Regions from separate parts of the Homo sapiens genome. Here region 1 is linked to region 2. The links are chromatin loops, found by intact Hi-C in ENCODE. Cell type or tissue: MCF 10A. All regions are shown on one strand. Each heading gives the region's core, and the rest is flanking DNA. Links, peaks and the distances in the headings are about the cores only.

Region 1 (7,716 bases), core at 1,196-6,195, 97 kb before region 2:
GTCAAGACAAAGCAGGGGTTAAGAAATAGAAAATTGTGAGCTGTTATTCAGAAGATATGATGTGTGTCAGAAGCGTGGCCATGTGATATTGTCTTGGCTAACAACATGCAAGCAGATTACTTCTGTTTTATTTTCCCGATAAAAAGTGGCCCACTGAATTGGTAAGCAATTTTTATAGACATGATGCCTGGAAGTAGAGCAGCAATATTATAAATATAAAAAAGAAACCACAAATGAGGAGCCAGATCACTTTTGGCACCATACAGTCAGCAGGAAGATCTAGACTACCTCAGAGTTCTTTTTTTGCATTAAAAAATAAACTATCATTGGATTAAGTAACAATAGTTATATTTCTATTACTTATAGCCATCTTAACTTATATGAAAAGTATGTTTAACAGTCTTTCCTAAAATTCTGCCAAAAGTCAATATTAACTTACAAGTTTTTAATATACCTGAAATCAGCTGGGTGCAGTGGTTCACACCTGTCATCCTAGCACTTTGGGAGGCTTAGGCGGATGAATTGCTGGAGCACAGGAATTCAAATCCAGCCTGGCCAACATGGCGAAAACCCACTTCTACCAAAAATATTCTAATCTATCTATCTCTATATATCTCTCTATATATATAAATATATACGTATATTTATGTATATATTTATATACATATACATGTATATGTATATTTATATACATATACATGTATATGTATATTTATATACATATACATGTATATGTATATTTATATACATATACATGTATATGTATATTTATATACATATACATGTATATGTATATTTATATGCATATAAATGTACATGTATATTTATATATATATAAATATACATGTATATACATGTATACATGTATATTTATATATATATAAAAATATATGTATATTTATATATAGTATAAATATATATTTATATATGTATATAAATATGTATAAATATATATTTATACTATATATAAAAATATATATACATATATAAATATATATAAATATATATTTCTAAGAGGTCAAGTTATTGCATGTGAAAATAATACATAAAATACTACAAAAATGTTAGTTAATGTTGGCATATTGTTTTGTATTCTGTCACTGTTTTTTGGTAGATACTCATGAACAATTTTGAGTAATTGCATGAAATATCTAATTCTGACAAATTATAAACATTGAGAGGACTTGGAAAGCTCTCACTTAGTTTTAATGGTATTTCAAAATATCACCACTGTGCTAATATCAACATGAAAAGAATTAACTACAACTAACTATGGATATCCTTCTGAAAGTCTTTTTAAGTTAATTGAATTATTCCAATTGCCTTAGAGAAATATTTAGAGAAATCCTGTAGTGAAACCTTTTTACAAATACAACAAGTATTCCTTCATTCACCTATAATTTATCTGTTGAGTTTGTTTGTTTTAGGTAGACTTTGTAACATACCAGCACTCGCATTAGTGAGTTATATAAACTTTAACCAGGATGTCCAAAAGCAATTGAAATAGTTGTCAGGGAGATGGGAGAGGCAAAAGGTAACTCTGCAGGGGAAAAAATATATAAGCTGAAACTCTTCCAGTGAAGAATTCTAGTACAAGGTGGTTTTTACCTGGAAGCCACTTGATCTAAGGACCAGCATTGCCTAGGGTCTAGAGGCCACATTACAATCTAGGTCAGAGGTCCCTATCCTTTTTGGCACCAGGGACCAGTTTCATGGAAGAGGATGTTTACATGGATGGGTGTGGCAGGGGATAGTTTCAGAATGACTCAAGCACATTACATTTGTTATGCACTTTATTTCTATTATTACACTGTGATATATAATAAGATAATTATGCAACTCATCATCACATAGAATCAGTAGAAGCCCTGAGCTTGTTTTCCAGCAACTAGACAACTAGACAGTCCCAAAGTGGGGGTGATGGGAGACAATGACAGATTATCAGGCATTACATTCTCATAGGAAGCAGGCAACCTAGACCCCTCACATGCACAGTTCAGAATAGGGTTCACACTCCCATGAGAATCTAATGCCACCACTGATCTGGCAGAAGGAAGAGCTCGGGCAGCAATGCAAGTAATGGGAAATGGCTATAAATACAGATGAAGCTTTGCTCACTCAAGCACAGCTCACATCCTACTGTGCAGCCCTAATTCCTAACAAGCCATGACCCAGGGGTTGGGGACCCCTGGCCTACATAATGCTCATCCCCTACATAAATCTATATCTCTTCTGGTTGTTTATGGCCCTCCTTATATGAATGAAGTTTTGAATTTTAAGAACACAGATTCCATTTTATCAGATCCTGCCTTCATGTGGATTAGAGGGTAATCAAAGTTCTGGCAAATGGAGGATCTGATTCAAGCCTTGATACTGCCTAAATAGAGTCCTCTAGGGTCTGTATGGTGTTACATAAGGACAATTAAAATGCACACCAGACAATATAAACTATCACTGTCATAGTCAAAGAAATTTTCTCAGGGGGAACAAAAACAAACCTAAATTGACAGTTTCTTAGTTTTGGTTTTCATCTGGGCCAAGTCGTCCTCACAAAACATCAAAGTAAGTTTCAAATTTGGTTCTAGATAGACTAATCAGTGGGATGCTCAGTGAGGAAGATTAATCCAAATAGGAGAAATGTCAGAATTTTCACATATATCAAAAAATTATACCTTAAAGGAAGGTTAACACGGTCTATTATAGGTTTTTAGATGTATTTGTGTGAATAGGAAAATGGTTTATAATTAGGAAATAAATTATATATAAGTACTTGATGCTTACAAAGTTCACAAGGATCTCCAAAAGCATCTTTATATTTTAATTATTTTAGAATATTTTCTTGTCAATCTACCCTGTGGCATTCATTTTGTGTACCAAACTTGTAATCACAAATTGCAAAATTAAGCTTCCTGTTAAGTGCTATATGAAAGACAATATATTCTAAATTAATAAAATCTCAACTTACATGTGTTAAAATTTAAACACCAAGTTTTCTATAAATATATTCTATACATCTTTATGTAAGGACAAAAAAATAGAAATTGGTGGTAAATTTTAAAACATTGAAACTATCACCAAAACCATTAAATAAAACTGTCAAATATCAGAAAATTTTTTCTATTGTCTGAAAGGCATTCAATTCTGGGCACTTTTCTGGTACTTATAAATAATTTCCATCTGAAGAGATATGTTTCTTACAAGGAAAGAAAGCACTAGATTTTTAATGTTGTTTTTATAAGCAATATTCAACTATCATATGGATCATGTTACAGTACTCTTCTGTCCTGTTTTTACAGACAGGATTTGTAACCATAAGAATTCTGAAAACCAAGTTTATATAACATTTATTATTGACAATGTCTGCAGATTGAGTTCAGGGAGGAATAAGAAAAAGAGAGAAGAACTGGAGGGCAACCAAAAAAGAAAAATATCTGTAGTACACTAAATGTGAATGTATGTTTAACCTGGAAAAAGTAATATTTTTTCTGTCAAATCTATAATATTTTTGTAGTATTAACTGAAAATTATTTAGGAAGAGGGAACATTATTGTACATTTTGATTTCATTATCTTGTATTCTTCTCACCTTTCGTAACTGAAAAATCTAGAAAAATATGTTATTTGAATTGAATAGTTACACCAGGCGACTTAAAAGTTTGAACACTGCTTCCCTTGAAAGCTCAGGGTATGTCAAGCTAGACCCATTATGATGACTAATGATAAGGTTCCCTGTGACTGGGTTGGCCACCCTCAGCTGAAGACCTCTGCCATGCTGTCATAATCATGGGCAGTCTTCTGGCTGGGTGACCCCGGGTTCCTACTCCACAGCCCATTAGTACTCAATGATTAATGGACTGTAAAATAAAAACCAGTCTTTGAACAAGTCAGGATTCCTTCCCACGAATCCTGAAAGGGAATACAAAGTTTCCTCCCTGAAGTTGTCAAGATTTTCTGGGAAAAACTTCATCTTTTTTTTTTCTCTCTCTCTCTAGCTATATGACTGTTCTGTTACCAACCAGTTTTGAAACCACACATCAAACTAGTTCATCAAAGACCTTTTTTTTTTTCCATCGCAACCCTAAAGAGCTGCTGTATGTTTTTCATCAATGTATTCCAAGTTATTCCAACCACTATGATTCATGATTAGCTCTTTCAAAACTTCCATTTCAGGGCTGTACTTTGGCATCAGGGGCCTTGCGAAAGAGAAATAATTCAGTGAAGCAAATGTAATTTTAGAGCTGAGAACAGGCTGACTGTAAAGCTTGTGCAACTGAATCAGGAGTGTGTAATGTACATAGCAATGCTTCTTCTAATAATATTGTTTCCATAAGTAAACAAAAAGTCTAAATAAAATAAGAACCGTAACTAAAAAGTTCAGGAAAACAGGAAATAAAACAGAAAAATTTAAGAAAAGAGAGATGAGACCTGGTTTAATGCTAGCATATTGATTTCTAGACTTCTCATCCAAATTGCATTTCCTAGCAAATTCTTCTTAAGAATTACAATTCCAATTGATTTAAGAGATTATCATGGATATTGAGTATGAACAACTAAAAGCTAACTTTAGCTCTCAGTAAATTTGAATTTAGCAAACATTTTGCAATTAAATTCTTCTATGAATAAAATAAATCTCTTCACTTTAGAAACCATGCCTTCTCTGTAGTCCCAGCTATTCAGGAAGCTGAGGCAGGAGAATGGCATGAACCCGGGAGGCGGAGCTTGTAGTGATGGAGATGGCGCCACTGCACTCCAGCCTGGGTGACAGAGCGAGACTCTGTCTCAAAAAAAAAAAAAAAGAAAGAAAAAAAAAAACAGAAACCATGCCTTCTCATTCTCCTTGTTATAGAAAATTAGTAAATGGTGAAATTACACATAATATCCCATTATTATAAACCCTTGTAGTTCCATTACTGCTTTTTGAAATTGCATTGGTCAAAAACATATGTCATCTTTTCTTTTGTATTATCTTTTCTGGCTTTTGAAATAGCTACACTTAGATGCATTATTCTTGTTGATTATACTTCAAAAATACATATTTCAGTGTTCTTTGATCTGAAAATCAAATTCAAATCACTACAAGCATTCTAACATGAACATTTCTTTCTATTCCTTCAAATATGTATTCTTCCTATCAATCTAGCTCATATATGTATGAGATAATATTTTTCTGAGACATGTGGATTCACATGACACATCAGGATAGTTTAGGATTTTGGTAGAATTTGTGAGAATTTAGCACAAACATTAGTTATTCAATGACCAATCAAAAGACTTGAGAAATAGTGGCAAAAAGAAAAAAAAGTTTAAAAACTGCAGGCATCAGAAAATGTTTTTGTAAAGTTGCTACTTATGAATGTTTCCTAAAAATACGCTTTGTTAACAGAAAATTCTTATATTTTTCACTCAGTGTGAAAAGGAATCTTTTTTTCCATGAAAGTTTAGCTTTAGATGCTTTTTACGGTAGCTGCAGTACCACAATCATTATCTTCAATTTCTCAAACAATGTAAAGAACAACATGAGACTGACAGTGACTGAGAACTGACCCACTTAGGGTCAGTGTGGGTGTTTGGACCTTTTTACACAAACGCTTTTCATAAAAATCAAATAAGTAAAAGAAAAATAGCTGAAGATGCCAGGCATTCAGTTTTTTCAAATCTGTGTTTTCCTCACATAGGTATGGCATTAGTGTCAGGGTAGAGATGCTCAAAAATGCATAATACATGTCTAAAAGCTTCATAAAGATACCAGATTTTTAAATAATTATCTCAAGAGATAGAATACAAGAACAAAATTTTAGAAAGCTCAGCACAGTTTGCTATTGTTTTTCCTTTATTTTTGCATGTTTTCTTACAGTTTTTTCAGAGGAAGATGTTCTCCCTCAAGAGCACAAAGTAGTAGCAGTACTCTAATGACCGAGGGAATGTGGCTGCTATGCGCAAAATTCTGCTCACTGGTTGTGTGGCATCATGTTGAGAAAGCAACTAATTGTTTGGCTTCTTCTCTTACTAGCCAAGTACTCCCTGATATAGCCATCAACTCACCAATTCTACATGTATGATAGGAACTACCTATGCCAAAGCAAAGCAAGGCTCTGACAGACAAAAACAGAAAAATCACAAAAGAGTGACAGCAATAGAAATGTTTTCAGTTTTACTTTTTGGTTTACTTCACTATCCTTATTTGAAAACAAAATCAAGCACATACAGTTATATACTCTAGAGATTTGTATTTTCCACAAGGATATATCAAAGATTGGTTTATTGCTACCCTAAATTGGTCAAGGTTTGGGATATATACCTATAAGTTATTCAAAATAGACAGGATGGCCCCTTAATATGTTCATTCATTCATTGATTCAACAAATATTGATAACATGTTGATTCTTAAGCATCCCTTCATGTGCCAAAAATACAGTGATACACAGGGATAATAATGGTTCTTAACACCAGAAAATTTCCATCGAAAGGAAGATGATAAAAAGAAACTCCATCTAGAGGATAAAATAGAAAACACATAACTTGGCAAACATAGATGCATAGATTCCATTAGTGTTCTGAATAAAAATGAAACATGACATAATTCAGTATCTAAGGAAGAGAAACTACTTTAGGATATACAAGGAAGGATTTTCTAAGAAAACATCATTTGAATTATGACATGAATTATGACAGAACCTGGACAAGCAAAAGTTCAGGTGAGAGCACCCATGAAGAAGGCAAGGGCTTAAAATGGAAACAAAACTGGGGTATTCAAGAAACTAAACAAACTTAATAAGGTGTTGTCTTCCTTCTTTCTTTCATGCCAAAATTGAAGACTTTGCAAAGGACAGAAGACTTAATATGCTTAGAGCCTTTGAGAGACTAAGACCGTAATGTTCTTCTGCAAGTATAGTAGACTTTTTTACATTTTAAAACTGATACATAAAGACTTTTAAGAATCTTCACTTTCACATCAATCATTATTTTGGAAATGAATTCTGGACTCGCACCCTTTCTGAACCCAAGCTCACAGCCCACACAATCAATATTTAAGTAGTTTTACATATATAAGCACATGTAAACCTCAGAATAACCTACGTGATTAACATTCTAAAATTTTTCATAAAATTTTGAGAGTGGTTCTTAAATAGCTGAATTGAAGAATATTAAATTCATAAATACATAGGTTCTAAAATACCACTCTTATTTTTATCTCTTCTCCATTTCTACTGCATAATCTGCCTTATTTACTTTTCCTTCAAAATGTCTTGCATTTATCTTTTTTTCTTAATCCAAGTAGTAGTATTTTACGATTTTTCATCACCTCATGTTCTTCCCTATGTTTAATGCCTTTCCATTTGTGTCTTCCTGGCTAAATCTTACATATCTTTCAAAGCCCAGTTTAACTATTCTCCCAACTTTAATGTTCTTCCTATGAACTAGACCAAAAGAAATAATATAGTTTATGTCTCTTTGGCACTTAGCACTTGGAGTATCAGCTCCCCTTCTACCTGTGTATATCTCATGGCATCTAACATTGCCCACCCAGAACAAATACTTCTGGAAATGGTGAGGATGGAGGAAGGTGGAGATAGTACTCTATCCCATTCTTTTCATATGGAGGAGAGAAAATGTGGGCATTCTAGAAGAGAAAAGCATGTGGTAACATGCAGGCCTCTCCTTCCCAAAAAGAAAAAGAGACATCAATTGATTAATTAGGGGAAAGGCCTGAAATTGT
Region 2 (6,792 bases), core at 345-5,344:
AGTTTTGGTATTCAATGATAAAAGTAAATTTTAGCAACCTTAATATTTCAAGTATGAACTAAATTCAAAATGGCATTTCTCAGGTTCCACTAATATTTTTAATGTGTTAATTCTAATTCAGGTAGATGGGGTATATCTAAAAGTACAGCCATAGGACCTTGATAAAAGTATGCTTATTATTTATTTATAATCTGCATGCAATTGCTGTAATTTTAAACAAAGACAAAATTTAGCATCTCCTGAGTTTATTGGTTCTTTTACAGGTATTATTCCTGTCTAATAGCTTTTAATCTAAATATGATAACCAGTTTGCTGATTGACTGCTCTCACAGATGGGTAGGCCAGGAACATAATTAGGTTTCTTAAAATTATCCTAATCAGTAAGAACATTTCCATAATATTTGCATATTTACAATGACATTTTCAATTTGCAAATCGTGCTCAGGGTTATAAAACAATTCCATGATTTTGGTTTCTGGCAGCCAGGTAAATATGTGAATTGCTCACTCTAGATGCAACCTCTCTCTGTCTGTAACACCACTGCTGGAAATAAAAGTAGGAGATAAAACAACGGGCCAGGATTTTGAGGCATTTAGTAATTTTTATTTATGTTCAAATATAAAAATGTATTAAGGAAATAAAGTACTATTTGTTTTCTATTGAGCTAATCACATAAAATAAATCTTGCCTAAGTCAGAGAATGCAGAAAAAAATATGTTTAAAACTGTTGAATATTCTGGAGAATTCTATTTACTTCAAAAGAAAAAATAAAATTTATGTCACTAATTTAGCTACATTAAGTCATTCATTCGTTTATAAAATATGCACTGTCTATCTACTGCGTTCATAGCCTTAGACCAAGCCCTGGGTATACAAAAATAGTGAAGTCTGATTCCTGCTATCAATGGAGTTTAAGTAGGTTTAACATTTATTATGAACTGCATCAAGTACTTTTCCGGACATGAGGACTAAAAAGGGTAATCAGGCTGGTTTCCCCTGCAAGCTCTAAGAGTTGTCACATTAGGGACTGGAATTTAAATGTTACAAATGATATCAATATAATATCATAAATATATTATGAGATATGAGAAGTCAAGGGAAGAGATTTAGCCTAGCTGCTGGGTGTCAAGAATGGTTTTCTGGAGGAGGTAACACTGGAGCCTGAGTGGGGTGGTAGGCACACATGTAAATAATGATGAATTTACAAAATGCAAGGTAAAACATTCCATGAGAGAGGATAAAGGAGGCATGTGGCCTATAGGAGGGAAAGAGATTAATTCCAACTGGCACATCCTGCTGGCACCAGGGATTTAGAGATAAAACATAATTTCTGTCTTTCAGAAACTTAGAGTTGATAAGCAGAGAAGCTGGTGAGCAAGTGATTCACAATACAGTGTGCTAAGTGAAATGCACAAAACATTATAGGGAGACATAAGAGAGGCATCTAATCCAGACTTAAGGTTCACAGAAAAACAGAGTACAGTGGTTAAAAGGGAAAAAAAAGCAAATAATAATAATAATAATAAAAAGGATTGAAATCTAAAGAATAAAAAGTGAAACCTGAAAAGTGTAAGTGTATGATGTGTTTTGGGAAATAAGTGTTCTGTGGTTATAGAAAAATATAGTACATGCTACTGGTGGTGGCAATAAAAAAGAAAAAAAGACTTTGAATCCATGCAGAAGAAGTTGCATTTTATTATATAAAGAAGTGTGGAACATTGATATGTTTGTTTGCTTCTTTGTTTTCAGTAGAGGAAAGCAATTTATTTATCCAAGGAAACAGAAATGTGAAAGATAGAAGAATTAATTAGAAAAGGAAATAGCATTTAAGAAGCTTATTACCTTCCTGGAATAGAAGGTCAGGCATATACATATATAACAATAATTCACAGTCAAAATAATACACTACTTCAAAAAAGTATAGATCAAAGATTTTGTTTATAGTATGTAAAGATTGATTGTAGCGTCTGGAAAATGTACTGTGGTGGCAGTATGATTTGCTATTATTCCCTTATTTTAAAGATTGGGTAATACCTTGATGCTTAAACACAACAGAAGAGCTTTCCAAATAGAGAAGAATAACCAGTCAGAAACACGAAAATATGATATCCATGTAGGAAAAAAGCTAAGAATATGTGTTTTGTGAAAGGAAATGGTGGTAATGAAATTGTAAAGGAAACTGCAACCTTAAATGATTAGTAAGATCGCTGGACATCTCCTTTTGGCAGTGAAGAAACATTCTTCTGGTGACCTGAGTAAGTAGTCACAATGGTGATTTAACATGTGGTGAGCATATTGAAAGGAAGAAGCAAGACCAGCCAAGAGAATGTTGAAATTATTGAAGCCTAGAGATACTAAGGGACTGAACAAGGAACAACGTGATGTTTTTGATGTAGTACAGAAATCTATAAGAAAACATTGAAAAATTTGATCAGATTTTAATTATGAAAAGATATTCTATGTTCCATGAGGTGAATGAATATATCCCAAAAAAAGAGAGAAGGGAAATTTAAAGGAAATCGTGTATCAAGTAGTTAAAAAATAATTGTAGAAATCCAAGAAACAACAGAGGAGGATGTTAATCTGGGGTGGAGGGTGGTTTTGTTGGAAAGCAATGGAAGAGGATAAACTTATAATATGTGTTTGGGGCTGAAATTGTCAATTCTCAACAGGTATATTTAGTAGGTGAATAGAAACATATGTGTAGGATGATAGAAAGCTTACAAATTTGGGAGAATGGGCATGGCTGATAGTGTTTAATTGAAGTCAACCACACAAGTCAAGCCAAGTTGAAGCCACAAGAGTCATCCAAAGGAGAATAAAAGTGAGAGAGAACAGAATAGTTCATTATAAAGAAAAACAGTTTCATTTACTGGGAAGTGAAGGAAGAGCAGAGAGAAAAAAACTGAAAAGCAATTTACCAGGGAGCAGGAAACAAGGAGAAAATGATAACATGAATGTCAGAAAGAGAGAGAGAGAGTGGGGAGGCACAAAGGAATTGAGTTTTGTAATTAGCAGGTCACTGGGTCATTTTTGGACAATCAGAGCCTTTAGGTTCTAATTATAATGTGGCTTTCTTTCATCTTGAGAGGGTAGTGGATCCCCTGGGAATCTGATGGTAGGTATAAAGCAATGGATGTAGAAACAGGCAAACATAAATAAACTTTTTTCCTATAACTTAGAGGAGTTTTTCACAGATTCCCTTGAAATAACTTCATGATACCCACTCTAGCTTGATGAAAATGAAATCTTAGATTGAGGCACTGATGCACCGGCATTAAAAGTCTTTTTTCCAGATCTAGTCAGGTAGAAGGAAACAGGCATATCTACCAGATGGGAGTTGGCAATGAGATGAATCCCATACTCTGAAACTACAGGTGGAACACCACAGTTACATAAAAATGGTAGATCACTGCTTTCTCAGATGCTGACTCCAGACACACTAAAAAGGAATCTATCAGGTACAGTTTTCTGATCTTTTCCAGCCTAACATTCCAAATGGCTTCAGCTGACCATGTATTCTCTACTAAATCCACCTCTAGCCCTCTGGGCCTACTATATCGAATGTCACAAAGTGTAATTGTTTATGTGTACTGCTCTCAATCAAAATATTCCAGCTGGCAGCTTGAGGGAGGGCTTGAAGTGTGGGAAGAGGAACAGAATGTAAAGTGCAGAGGTACTGAAAACATGAAAAGATGTTTTTCATTTGATGATTTGTGGTTTGAGTTTCTTCTTTTTTTCTGAATCAGTAAGTGCTTTTTGGATTTGTCTCTTCAGTGCTATCTATGGCACAGCATAAAATGCGTCAGCATTTACACAGCTCCAGGTTTTCAGGAACAGGATTTATTATTTCATGCCTCATTATCATGTTACTTCAGTAAATCTACACTGTTGGTATCCCTAACACAATCTCAACTTGTCATCCCCTCTTTTTTTATATTTATCCTCACTTACCCTCACCCCCAACTCCCAGGAAAATAGTGGGTATTCTCTGTCAATTTGGCAAAAATTGTCCAAATTTTCTGGCAACGAGTTTGTATTCAGCATTACTGATAGCTTGTTCATATCTTCAAACCATAAGGAATAACATAAAAAATAAATATTTTTTAGTTATAATTTGTGTTTTCTTGGGAATGAATGCTATTGTGATTTGTTCAAGAGTTTCTTTCTGGGCTGGGCACAGTGGCTCATGCCTGTAATCCCAGCATTTTGGGAGGCCGAGGCAGGTGGATCACGAGGTCAGGGGATTGAGACCATCCTGCTAACACAGTGAAACCCCGTCTCTACTAAAAATAAAAATTAAAAAAATTAGCTGGGTGTGGTGGTGGGCACCTGTAGTCTCAGCTACTCAGGAGGCTGAGGCAGAAGAATCGCTTGAACCCAGGAGGCAGAGGTTGCAGTGAGCCGAGATCGTGCCACTGTACTCCAGCTTGGGCAACAGAGCAAGACTCTGTCTCAAAAAAAAAATAAATAAAAATAAAATAAAATAATAAAAAATAAAAAAATAAAAACAGTTTCTTCCTATGACTGTTTCCTAGCATCATTAGCTCTGCCAATGCTTGGCAATGCTTTTCCCCTGCCCATTATTTTGCAATGAAGTACTGAACTGGCCTAATAATGGCACAAATAGCCTGTACTCTGAAAAAGCAAAAAATAAGAGTGTCGGAAATATTTCATAAAAAAGTTAATAGGACACTAACATGTTCTTAACAGAACATCTCTAAGCAATAAACTTTTTTTCCTAAGCTGAAATATATACATACATATATAGATAGATGGATAGATAGACAGATAGATATTTTTTAGGGAAAGCTATGTTTTAAAATTAATGGGAATTACCTATTTTGTTTTAGCATGTTAACTACATTCTAATGAAACTTCATCTATTTAATTCAAAACGATTTTAAGTGATCCTCAACTTTATCAAAATGTCATGGTCTCCTCCAATAAATCTATTTTGCTCTTATTTTCTAAACACTTTTTTATTCCATAAAAAAAGTACCTTGTAAAGAGTTTTGTCATACCAACATTGAGGAAAAAACAAACATTGAGGATGACTAAGAGGCCTTTCAAACCTTTCATATTTTTTGGCTGAAAATATTTAAAACTGTGCTAAAAGGCTTTTATATAAAGATATGAGGAGACAGAATTCACAGGAAGCATTAAACATGTCAGCTGAAGCAAACAGACAATTGTGCTCTTCCTACTTTTGCTCAGAGAAGAGCCAAATACTCTACCTCAGGTTCTATGTCTTTCTTTAGATGGTGGTTCAACCACATTTGAATAGGTCTGAGTTCCAAGGAAATATTCAGAATTTATGTATTGCATTTATTTAACTTTAAGAGATCCCATTGTGCTTTATGTACATCGTTGTTTTTGAAGGACACATATAAAACGGTTTTGAACAAAGATGTGTGTGTGTGTGGTTGTATGTGTATGTGCGCGTGCACTGTGCATATGTGTGTGTATGCTTGTGAGAGAAATCTTCACTGGGAGCCAAGGGCTATAATTAAAAATTGCAAGCAACTCTTATATCGTGCTTGCTACTTGCGCTGTTCTCTCTGTCTCTCTCACACACACACAGACACACACATGCATATACACACTCATTTATTTAGTCTTTAGAATAGCCCTACTATTTCCCTCATTTTACAGGTGAGAAAATTAATACTTTTTGTTCATTAAGCTATATGCCTGGCTTATTTCAAGAATCTAATGGGTTTGGGCTGCTCTTGGGAGTCACATTTATTTCTGAAAATTTGCAGATTTCAGGTTTCTGAGAAACTGGGACAGTTTAGATCATTGAACCAGGTTATCCTTGAAAGAGTAATATGACCCAGTATAATTGGGATTCCCTCAAGGTATTGCTTATAATAGTTGCATTTTCCCGACAGAAACTTTTAGGTTTCATTGATTCAGACTTTAATAAATAATTACAGGTAAAACTAGGTTAGTGTTAAAAATATGTTAGCCATCAACTATTTCCTTTTTAGGATTTTTTGTTTTACTCAGAAAATAAGAAAGTACAGGCTACGCCGTATAGGCCCTCATGCCTTTTTAATATCTGAGTGTTCAGGCTGATTACTATGGCACATTAGACCGTAGATGGTGGTGAAATTGAATGTTGTTAACTTTCCTAAGGTTCCTAAACAAAAATTTTAGGGAGATGTGACATAAGCAAATTGCTGCTCCCAGAATATCTGCTTGGAATATTCTAATTATTGCCAAATCTCCATTCCTGCAAAACCCATGTTATTTCCTACTTATCTATTAAGATCCAACAAACTATTACCCCTTTATAAAGCTCTGATGCCTCCAAGAAAAGTTATTCTTCCTTGTTGCTTGTGCACGGACCTCTTTCTACTGTAACAGTTTCTAGGTGGATGTCTAAGAGAAACCATGCCATAGGAGACCTGTCATATTATTCTGTATATTCCCAATATCTTAGGGAGTACCTGATAACTGAATGTTACTGAAAATAGTAGTCTTGTTCAAATTCATGAAACAGAGTTTGATCACTCACCAGGTTACAATTCTAGTAAAAAAAAGATGGATATTCTTTTCCATGTACAACATGGAAGTCTCACAAAATCTTATAATTTGATTGCTTAAAACACTTATGGATAAATTGTAGCTGTTCTCTTAGAATTCTGTAACATACCTTACTTGACTTGTGGTCCACATTAAAAGTGGCAATTGCATCCTCTGTTTTTTTCCTTCCAGATTTGGTTATTACATATTCAGCAAGTTTGTTTGCCAAATAGGTCTTTCCAGTACCACTCGGTCCTGAGA

Evidence for each region. Hi-C counts contacts between places; a loop is a spot of excess contacts. Peaks named below come from ENCODE experiments on the same cell type or tissue, not always from the same donor. Only the 100,000 strongest peaks of a DNase experiment are listed, where the experiment ranks them.
Region 1: a loop joins it to region 2, with 3 times the contacts of the local background. A loop is called at or near these places in 3 of 110 quality-filtered maps.

The regions. Positions count from the first base shown.
Region 1 is chr12:78,287,237-78,294,952 of GRCh38, reverse strand. No RefSeq gene overlaps it. Among named protein-coding and RNA genes, the nearest start is that of LINC02424, 69 kb to the left of the region's middle. In MCF 10A, for the core only: no CTCF peak of the experiment used is centred there; DNase peaks (open chromatin) are centred at 1,712, 4,192 and 4,702.
Region 2 is chr12:78,190,089-78,196,880 of GRCh38, reverse strand. It overlaps NAV3 (neuron navigator 3), which reads right to left. Exons shown (of 40, transcript NM_001024383.2): 34 at 6,662-6,792. Among named protein-coding and RNA genes, the nearest start is that of LINC02424, 170 kb to the left of the region's middle. In MCF 10A, for the core only: no CTCF peak of the experiment used is centred there; a DNase peak (open chromatin) is centred at 2,240.